2 separate regions of the Homo sapiens genome follow, and region 2 is linked to region 1. Evidence: read pairs that join two places in POLR2A ChIA-PET (ENCODE). Cell type or tissue: A673. All regions are shown on one strand.

The links. ChIA-PET counts read pairs that join two places held together with the same protein. Peaks named below come from ENCODE experiments on the same cell type or tissue, not always from the same donor. Only the 100,000 strongest peaks of a DNase experiment are listed, where the experiment ranks them.
Region 2: POLR2A ChIA-PET joins it to region 1 with 6 read pairs; 1 of 35 experiments calls an interaction of 5 or more read pairs at or near these places.

What each region holds. Positions count from the first base shown.
Region 1 is chr11:31,027,591-31,032,590 of GRCh38, forward strand. The region is part of intron 20 of DCDC1 (doublecortin domain containing 1); the gene reads right to left. Among named protein-coding and RNA genes, the nearest start is that of LINC02859, 300 kb to the left of the region's middle. In A673, no CTCF peak of the experiment used is centred here; a DNase peak (open chromatin) is centred at 2,881; H3K27me3 peaks cover 529 bases.
Region 2 is chr11:32,387,672-32,392,671 of GRCh38, forward strand. It overlaps WT1 (WT1 transcription factor), which reads right to left. Exons shown (of 10, transcript NM_024426.6): 8 at 4,995-5,000; 9 at 4,301-4,393; 10 at 104-1,508. The coding sequence ends at 1,387. Among named protein-coding and RNA genes, the nearest start is that of WT1-AS, 45 kb to the right of the region's middle. In A673, no CTCF peak of the experiment used is centred here; DNase peaks (open chromatin) are centred at 2,169, 3,995 and 4,700; H3K4me3 peaks cover 243 bases; H3K27ac peaks cover 4,680 bases.

The DNA of each region.
Region 1 (5,000 bases):
TAATATTAGCCAAAAAAGCAACTTAGTGACATCTTAATCGTGTGTACAATCAGGATATTTGATTATCTACACTGATGATATCCATACCATAATACATGGTAAAAACAATTTCAAAAACCTCTTTTGACTCAGTTGGCATAAAAAACTTCTTGTAGATGGTAGAAAATAGCTTAGCTGTAATTCACTTGGAACTAATTTCAGTCATTGCTAAAGCATGCTGGGTTGAAAATTAGTGTCAAATGACAAAATGGCATGACTTCTTAAAAGCATTTGAACTCAAATTTTATGTGCCCACAATGCACCTGAATTAAAGTTTTCAGGATCTGTGACTAAACCACAGTTACATATTGCAACGATATTCTCACCTCAGTCTTAAAGAAAATTGTACCTATTATTACACTCAAGATTTAGAAAGGCATATCTCATAGATATGCCCTTCTGTATAATCTAAAGCACATAATTAGTATAAAAAAACAATAATGCAATGATATATAGTCTGTAAAACAAAATATTATCTGATTTCAGATGCTATAAATAACATATAATAAAGCTATTTTTTCTAACACAGATAAAGTTGTTAAAATAACTTTTAATTCCTAAAAGCATCTCAAAATAAAACCAAAATAAACATTCTTAATACAAATGCATAAAACCATGAGATTGTTTTTGAATAATACAGACCCTCTTGTATATTATCCAAATACTTTTTTTAGTGGTCCAATTTTACCTTTGTCTAAAAGGTTTTAAGATTATCAGTAATAGAACAAATGTCTTCTCGAAATGTTCAGAGTCATATTTGTCAGTATCATTTACAGTTCTTCTCACTATGCACTCCCTATCAAATACGCTAACTAGAGTTACTGATGCCCTGTCCATCTTTTTTACTGCAATTTCACATTTGAATATAGTAATTATTTAGTAGCCTTTAAACCATTCCTGTTTTCATTATTTACTCACAGCATGATAAATCTGAGGTAGTAAAAACTCAGAGAAAACATAACAAAGACCTGGGTTTTCAAATAGACTAGCAAATTTGAAATGTGGAAACTGCAAAGTCACACTGTGATAAACCTATTTGATGTTTTTTTCCTAATGAAATAAACATACAAGATTGTGTTTTCCCCATAAAGTTGAATTTCTTATTTTGAACATGGGCTTTCTACTAAGAGGAATTTTTGTACATCATTCTGTGTGTGATTAATGATAGCTCTGTATCACCAGGGAGTTTTGTCTATTTAAATCTAAAACTGTGGCAAACTAAAGGGTTTAGTTGGAGATTAATTAACATTAAAGAGTATATTTTGTTCATAGCACTGTGCAGTAAGTCAACACGCTTTCAGTTTACTCCCTGTTTGAATTAAGCTAAGTATGACCTGCCTCCAGCCAAAAAGTATGTTATGAAGAGTAAAACAGATGCTAAGATTTTACGATGACAATGTTGAACATGAAAGAAAAGAACTGCTACCTCTAAACTTCGATCAGTGAGAGGAAATTTGGATTCTTTTCCTGTTCCATTTCCTACTCTCCTGCAGGAATAAAATTTATCAAATCTCTCCGTCTGCCAACCCAAAGATCAACACAAATGATAACCTTCTTTTCAAAACAAGTGAACTTCTAAGGCAAGAAATCAAAAACATTCTCACTACATATTTTATAATTCCTGAAATAAAAGCTCCTTATCAATCATAAGCAAAACGGGGTACCAGGAGTGGAAAAAAAATACAATCTATTTTTTAATTGCCATTACACAAAATTCAAGAAGAAAAAGAAGACTTTTCTGCTTAAAATGTTCTGTTTCTGTTAAGTGGCTCTTTAAAGAAAGGTATCTTTTAGACTGAGAAAACAATGGTGATGTAAGTAATATTTGCTATGATATCAGTGTGCAGATGCCTATGATATTTCATTTGTGGAGGGGACAAATATAGTTTTATAAGCTCTTTAATATATATTTTTTAAATTGACATTATTTTAGCAAACAAATATTTTGTTTCAGATATTCTATGTTGTTTTGGTTCTTCTCTCACTACTATAAATTTTAGAATGATATGTAATTGATGAGAAAATACTGTTCTGTATTCACATCAAATCAAGTCTCTAAGCCACATGATTCTACCTGATACTTCTTTATAACAATAAAATGCATTTTGAGCTTTGCTTTTTTCTCGAATATGAGGCTGACATTCGTGTTAACTTTCAATGAGGTTTTGTCTTATATATTTTAAAAGAATACATTATTGATACAGATATTTACTTTTCTTACTATAGAAAGGCCAAAGAAGAGTTATTTATCTTTACATATCCATAATAGGAATTTTATTTCCATGGTATCCATTACAGAGACACACTGACAAAAGGAAGCCCCCCTCCATGTAAGATGATAATTTTCATAATATACACAGTTAAACTGGTAAAATTTGTAAGATCATCAAAATTCTTCAATTTTTACTTCAATTTGAAATAAAATGATGTGAAATATAGTTATTGTGGGTATCGACTTGAAAAAAAAAAGATTTCATATACTTGGACCAATAAGTCATGTATACAAATCATTTTTTTTTCCTGGCAATTTTGAACTGCTTATCTTTCATAGGATTTCTTATGGCTATTTACATTTTCACTCAGTGAAAATCAATTACCTTCTTGCAATAAGCCTCATTTACTACCTTTGAGTATAATAGAAACACCATTAGGATGATGACATTACCCAAAAGAAGGGCACCACACAGTTGGTAGACATAAATTAAGGGCCCTTTCACATATGCATTAGAAATACTGCTGTGACTGAAATATGCATAAAGTCTGTGTCTATTAGAGCTATTAGCGTGTGGGGGTGATGATTTTGAAGGGGGAGGGAAGGATTGGTAGATTGTGATCTACTACTTTGACAAAATTATGTATTTCCTTTTTTGCCTGGTATGTGCCATTGATGCAATAAGCCTGGGCCCCCAGCTGAGTTGCATTTGGAAATGCCACTGAGCATGGTACACGCGCTTCACTTCCCTTTGCCGAAGCAAGACACTGTCAGGAATAGAGTGCATATGTGCCGCCAAGCCCACTCCTCCTCCATCACCCTGACCTCCACGGCTTTGCGGATGTCTGCCTGGGTGAAGCCACCACTCATGTGGAAAACAGCTCCTGCAGATCAATTCATAGGATTTAGAGACATTTAACTTCCATCAAGCTCACATCATCTTATTGGTATTTGAGGACTAACTTATTACTGAACATTAATGGCCATAACATAGAGAATTGTATATTTCCCAGGGCAAGAAAAAAAAAAACCACTAATCTAGAAATTCCCCCCTCTGAGACTAGGAAACAGAGGAAACCACACTTATACCCAGTTATTTTTATCTGAGTTCTTATAAGCTTAAGGAAAACAAAATTATAATACATATTGACCTCGGAGTATGAGTGAAGGTTATGTACCTTATAAAAAAGTGTTAGGATTACAAATTGTAATTTCTGATGAATTATTTTCAGATTCATTTATCATTTAGGCAGTCTTACAAATATTGGAGACATGTGGATAGTTCTTCATTAAAGAATTTTGAATCACGAACATGTAAGGATTACATGAAAGGCTTAAAAGAAGTGTAGTAGAATGGTAGGAACTAACAGGTTGTCATTTTTGAAACTCAGAAGAATTGGCAAATGCTAGAAATTAATATTTTCTTTCAAAATGATAAATATGTAAAACTTTGTTTTCATTACTGACTTCTCAAATCCATATCATTGTGCTTTTCCGAAAAAAAATCCCCTAACCTGGTAATGTTAAAATATCTGAGATCAAAGAGCTATGTATGTAACTTACTAAGAATTAACACAGTCTAATTTTAGATATTATTATACTTTTTTGGAGAGATTTATTGTAATAACTTCAATTTTTAAAGCTTTTATAATGTTTATCTTACAAGAATTTGAAAAGCAAAATACTGAAAATGTGTCCTACAGATGTTATTTTTACTACTTATTGTGGAAAAGTGGTAAAAATGTACACACTTATTGTATAAGACAAATCTCTATGTCTTATACAATAATACTATTTCTGGAATCATAGTTAAATCTATATATCATATTTTATTACTATAAAGAAAGCCAGCAATATTGTGAAAATAATTTAATCATCACATTATTAGGTTCTTATGAAATGAAAAAGAAATTTTCTCTCAAATAAGCATTGAACCTCAATCTATGCTGGAATAACAAACAATCTAGAGAGACAATGACATTTGTAGTGTAGAGCCTGTAACTCTAAAACAGCCATTATATTTTTCTTTTAAGTCATTATGGACAAATTAAATTATGTGATCTTATGCTACAAATGTACCGAGACATTTTAATATGTTTGATATTCTGTAAATAATATTTTTCTAAGTGGTATATATTTAGTTAAATCAAGTGACACAATGATACCTCTGCATATAAACTCAGTTCTGTGGAGAATAATACAATAAAGAAATAGACTTCCCTTAGTCAACCTCCTTTGTGCTTGGAGGCTGATAAGTGGGGCCAAATCCCTATGAAATTTGGCTTGCTGAGTTCATCACCTGCATTTTATATGTCCATCAAATAAATGAGAGGCCCACAAAGTTCATATAGATCAAGATCTCAGGATCTAAATGAACTCCCAAGAAATATTGCTTCAGATTAATGACTCAGAAATCAAAAGGATATAGGTCATAACAAGTGAACAATTAGTTTCCATCAACATTTTAAGTACTAATATTATGTGACATGGTATATTTTAATTTTAATTCACCAGCTCATGTCTTGTAGGAATATTGTATTTCCTAATGTTTCTGATTTAATTTCCTTTAAAAAGTTAGACTGCTATGGAAAGAAGCCATATGCATAATCGAGAAACAAAATGAACAAATAACACGTCAGATTGATATAATACAATCATGCCTCAGATACATAATTGTATTATACAATTATGATACATACATACATATGCCTCAGTAAAAAAAAAAAATTGTAGGGAAAAATACTAATGA
Region 2 (5,000 bases), 1.4 Mb after region 1:
TCACTAGTAGCCGTCGATGTCGGTGGCGTCTTCTCTTACCTGTTTAAAAGAGGCTCAGTGGCCTTGAGATTTGAACACAATACAGCTGATGGAATCTTGCCACTTTCCTTTTGAATAGACTTTAATTGAGAGCAAAGTGAAAAATGCAGGTTACAATTTTAAGTGTTATCATCAATATCTTGTAAGATCAACACCCAGTGATGCATCTAGTACTTATACAGTCCTAATTTTAGTTGTCAAAGAGCAAATCATTATCAGACATATATTTACACAGTAATTTCAAGCAACGGTAAATAATAAATTCCCTCCCTTAAAAAACAAAACACAACACAACACACACACACACACACACACACACACACACACGACCATCTTTAAACAATGGATTTCCTCACCCAGTAAGTCTCATTTTTTTCACATATACTTGTAGACCCAAAGGTCCTTAAGTTACTTAAAAACAGTCTTATCAGTGGAGATCCTGGACCATCCCCTATTTTCTTTTAAAGTCACTTTCATTTTTACAACTTGAAGCCATATACCAGCATGGTTTTTATACACTAAGGACACTCCCAGTGATGAAAATGAATTCCCCTCCATTTGTGCAAGGAGGTATGTACATCTATAAAGACACATATGATTACCACTCAAAAGAGTCAAAAACATACACAAAAAAATCTCAGATCTTCATAGTTTCTTAAGAGCAGTGTGCCAGTGTTCACATTGAATTAACTGAATGGTAAAATTCTTTTAGATTTCTATACAGAGGTACTGGTTAGTTCTGATTTTTTCTTCAGCTGCTTGAAATGCATGAGCTTTAAAAGTTGCCTGGCAGAACTACATCCTGCTTTCCAGGTTAGCAGCCTGGCTGACCTCGGGAATGTTAGACAAGATTCACCCCCGATGCCTTGCTCTCTGATTTATTTCTTGCTGTTGCTGTTAGTAAATGGAAACCATGACAAAGTTTACATTAGCAGACACATACACATGCCCTGGCCTATAAATATTCCATGATAGAAAATGGTACAATAATTCCATCCCCAGCGAAAACGAGCATAAAAAAAGAAGGGAAGGGTCAGGGGGACATGATCAGCTATGGCTCTTCTTACAGTAGAAAATCCACACCAAATGGCAATGGGCTTTTAACTAACCAGACATTGTTAGCTGCTTCTCCAGGGCCTGTGAGTCAACTAAAAGTAGGCAGGGCAGAGACCAACTCTTCCAGGCACACCTGGTAGTTTCCAGAAGCACCGGTATCTTGTCTTGGAAGTTGGATGAAGAAGATCAACTGAAGTTTCCTTTTTAGTGAGGAGGAGTGGAGAGTCAGACTTGAAAGCAGTTCACACACTGTGCTGCCTGGGACACTGAACGGTCCCCGAGGGAGACCCCTCAAAGCGCCAGCTGGAGTTTGGTCATGTTTCTCTGATGCATGTTGTGATGGCGGACTAATTCATCTGACCGGGCAAACTTTTTCTGACAACTTGGCCACCGACAGCTGAAGGGCTTTTCACCTGTTGACACAATTGCCAGTCAGAGACACTTGCAACAAAGAGACAGGCACAAGTTCAACTATCAAGGCCCGAGTGAAGTCATCACAAGGCACCCACTCTGAATTTCCCATCATTCTGTCCCTGAGCTAACCAACTGAGCTCATTTCCCAGGCAGCCTTGAAACAGCAGCACCTCTTGGGGCTTTAAGGATCGAAATATTGTAAAAAGTTATATTCTTAGGTCAGAAAACTTGGAAAGTGGGAGATAAAGAATGAGTCAAGTTGGGGGAAATGTCTGAGCAATTCATAATTAAGGGGAAAAACGTTTGTTTCAGTCTCTGCTGATAGAATGTTTTGTGAACTGTGTAAATTTCTCCCCCTTGTTGAGTAAGTTGGGAACTGAGATGAACTGGGCTGCAGAAGCCTCTGGGTCATCTACCCTGGGTATTACTGAGTGATCACTGTCCAGGGATCTCAGCTGTGACTGAAGCTTTTAACACTTCTATCTGTGTAGATACCCTGGATGGGCTGGATACTTTAAAATAAATCACTGATACCAGTTTACATGTTATGTGTTGTTTTTTTTTTTCTCTTAAAGTGTTACTGAGAGCATAATCCTGTTATATGGAAGATTCTAGTTGGGGCGTGGTTCTTAGATTTTTAATAAGCTTGCCAAAAGATTGAGGCTTCTCCACCCAAAGAGCCCTCAGACATTCTTTCCAAGCCTCATTCTCATTAGGGAGAATAACTACCATTTATTTGATGCTTAACATATGCCAAGCCTTGTGCTGGGCTTCACACACGCACACACACAACCTCATGTACTCCTTACAACTGCCCGTAGGGGAAGCGTTATTATCCCCACTCTACAGATGAGGTAGGACATCTATTGAGGGCAGATCCAGGCAGAACTCAAATCTCCAGGTCTGTCGAATTCCAGAGCCCGTGCTCTTCCCTGTATCACACCTCCCAGGCCTAGCCATGATGGAAAAGCAGCTGCAGCTCCATCTTAAGGAAGAATGCACAGAAGCTAAACCCTGTGCCACCTGACGGATCTTCTCAGATACTGCTGGTCCCACTTGGCCTTCTCTGAGAACTACTGGTTTGGACAAGCACTGAGAAATGTCCCAGGAGGGCTGGTGTCCCAGGGTCAGACTGGAGGCCAATCAAATGTGGTATTAAACAGTCTGCTGGCAAAACAGGTCATGTCACACTTACTTGGGGAGTGTGACAGCCGTGTCAAAGGGACTATAACACTTTGCCACCGAATTATGAGCTCAGGACTAAGTTAAAGAAGCATCAAAGGCACCTGAGGAAGGGAAGCAAGATCCCATCCTGCCAACCATGGGCCACAGGTGCCTTGGCTCTGTTTTTAAATGCAGCCAATTTGGGCGAAGAATCTGGGGCTGCTCAGGGGTTTGTGATGTCATGTTTTCCTTCACTCGCTGTTCCTCTGCTCTTCCTGGCCTGGCTCTCACTCTCCAACCCCACCTCCAGCAGTGCTGTTAAGGGCTGGCTCCTAATGGACTAATCCCAACCCTGTCTCTTGTCATCTTCATTCCTCTCAGTCTCTCAGTGGTGTTCAGCTTTGCTGACTTTGATTCTCTACTTGACTCTCCATGCTCCCTGGACTGCAGAGTAAATATCTGCCCCTTCTCCAATAAAGAAGCAAGTGGGACAAGGTGGGCTGGAAGCAGACAGAACTGGATTTGCTCCTTACTAGCTTTGTGACTTTAGATAAGCCATTGAATTATTATTGCCTCAGTCTCCTCATCTGTAAGATGGGAATAAAACATGCCTACCTCATTTTTTTTTGTTTGTTTTGTTTTGTTTTGTTTTGAGACAGGGTCTTGCTCTGTTGCTTGGGTTGGAGTACAGTGGTGGGATCACAGCTCACTGCAGCCTCAGCCTCCCAAGCAAGGTCTAGTGAGCGTCCTACCTCAGCCTCCCCCAAATAGCTGGGACTATAGGTCCACACCACCATGCCCAGCTAGTTTTTGTATTTTTTGTAGAGACAGGGTTTTGCCATGTTGCCCAGGCTAGTCTTGAACTCCTGGGCTCAAGTGATCCACCCACCTCATCCCAAATAGCTGGGATTACAGGCATGAGCCACCACAGCCGGTCCTACCTTACTCTACTTACAAGCATGTTGTGAAGATAGACTTAGATAAGCTAAATATTAACGCTCTTTCCAAAGGTAGAAAATATGCAACAAAGGTGGTGCTATTTTTATTATGAATCACACCAGCCTTGCAGAAAGCAAAAACCTTCAGCAGCCAGTAAATGAATGCCCTATTCTCCTCTCTGTACTAGTATGAAGGAAATAATATCCACACACTGATACTGGTCCAGCAGAAACCAAGACCGCTCCTGGTGCATTAACTTTTAACAGAGCAAGGACTCAGTTCTCTGAAAATAGTGCCATTAAACATGTGCTCTCAGAAGAATAAATATTTGGCTTGCTAGAATTTCTGCTGCTTTTCTGTAAAGTTGATTATCGTATCAAAGAGAGTAACAAAATGTGTGATGCAACAAACTGGAAACAGTAGGGACCTGGCTTATCTCTTCATTTTCATTCTGCACACTCCAGCCATTCTTTTCCCATCTTTCTCCTTCTCTGTATTTCCACCCTCCCCTTCTTTAAAAAATGTTATTATTTATTATTTAAAGATAGCCACGCACTATTCCTTCTCTCAACTGAGTCTAAACCTTAGAACTTTTACACTAGTCTTTTCCAATCCCTCTCATCACAATTTCATTCCACAATAGTTTAAAAAAATAATGAAAAATAAATGTGAAGAAAAGTTTACGCACTTGTTTTACCTGTATGAGTCCTGGTGTGGGTCTTCAGGTGGTCGGACCGGGAGAACTTTCGCTGACAAGTTTTACACTGGAATGGTTTCACACCTAAATGGACAGAGAAGGTCTAGCCTCGGCCCTAACAATGTGGGCACAGTGAGGCCCACAAGGCTGACTTCCGGCAGCTGGAGGAGCCCAGCATTTCCTGCCATGCCTGCAATGTCTGCATCTGCCTCACCCTTAGATTTCCCCAGTCCCCCAGGCCCAACAAGAATCACTGATTCTGCACAGTAATCTTCAAGGACCTGCTTCTGTCTTGGGAACAACCATTCCTTAACCACAGAGGTCCAGCTTCTCACCAGCTGGAAGATCTCAGCTGTGTCAGAGACAGGAAAAGTGAATCACACGCTACAAATTGGATTCCGCTCTCCATCACCCTCATTCTTTGCTGATGCTCAGTGTATCATCAGCCCACTGCTAGTGGGATCTCACTGTTCTGTGGTTTGCAGGGGAAATGTGGGGTGTTTCCTTTTCTTTCTTTTTCTTTATTTAAGAGGAGGAACATCTCCAGAGATTATGGGGGGAAAATACTGGAAAAACTAAACACATGGCTGACTCTCTCATTCATATTCAACAACAAAGAGAATCATGAAATCAACCCTAGCCCAAGGGAACACAGCTGCCAGCAATGAGAAGTGAACCTACAAACCTGTAT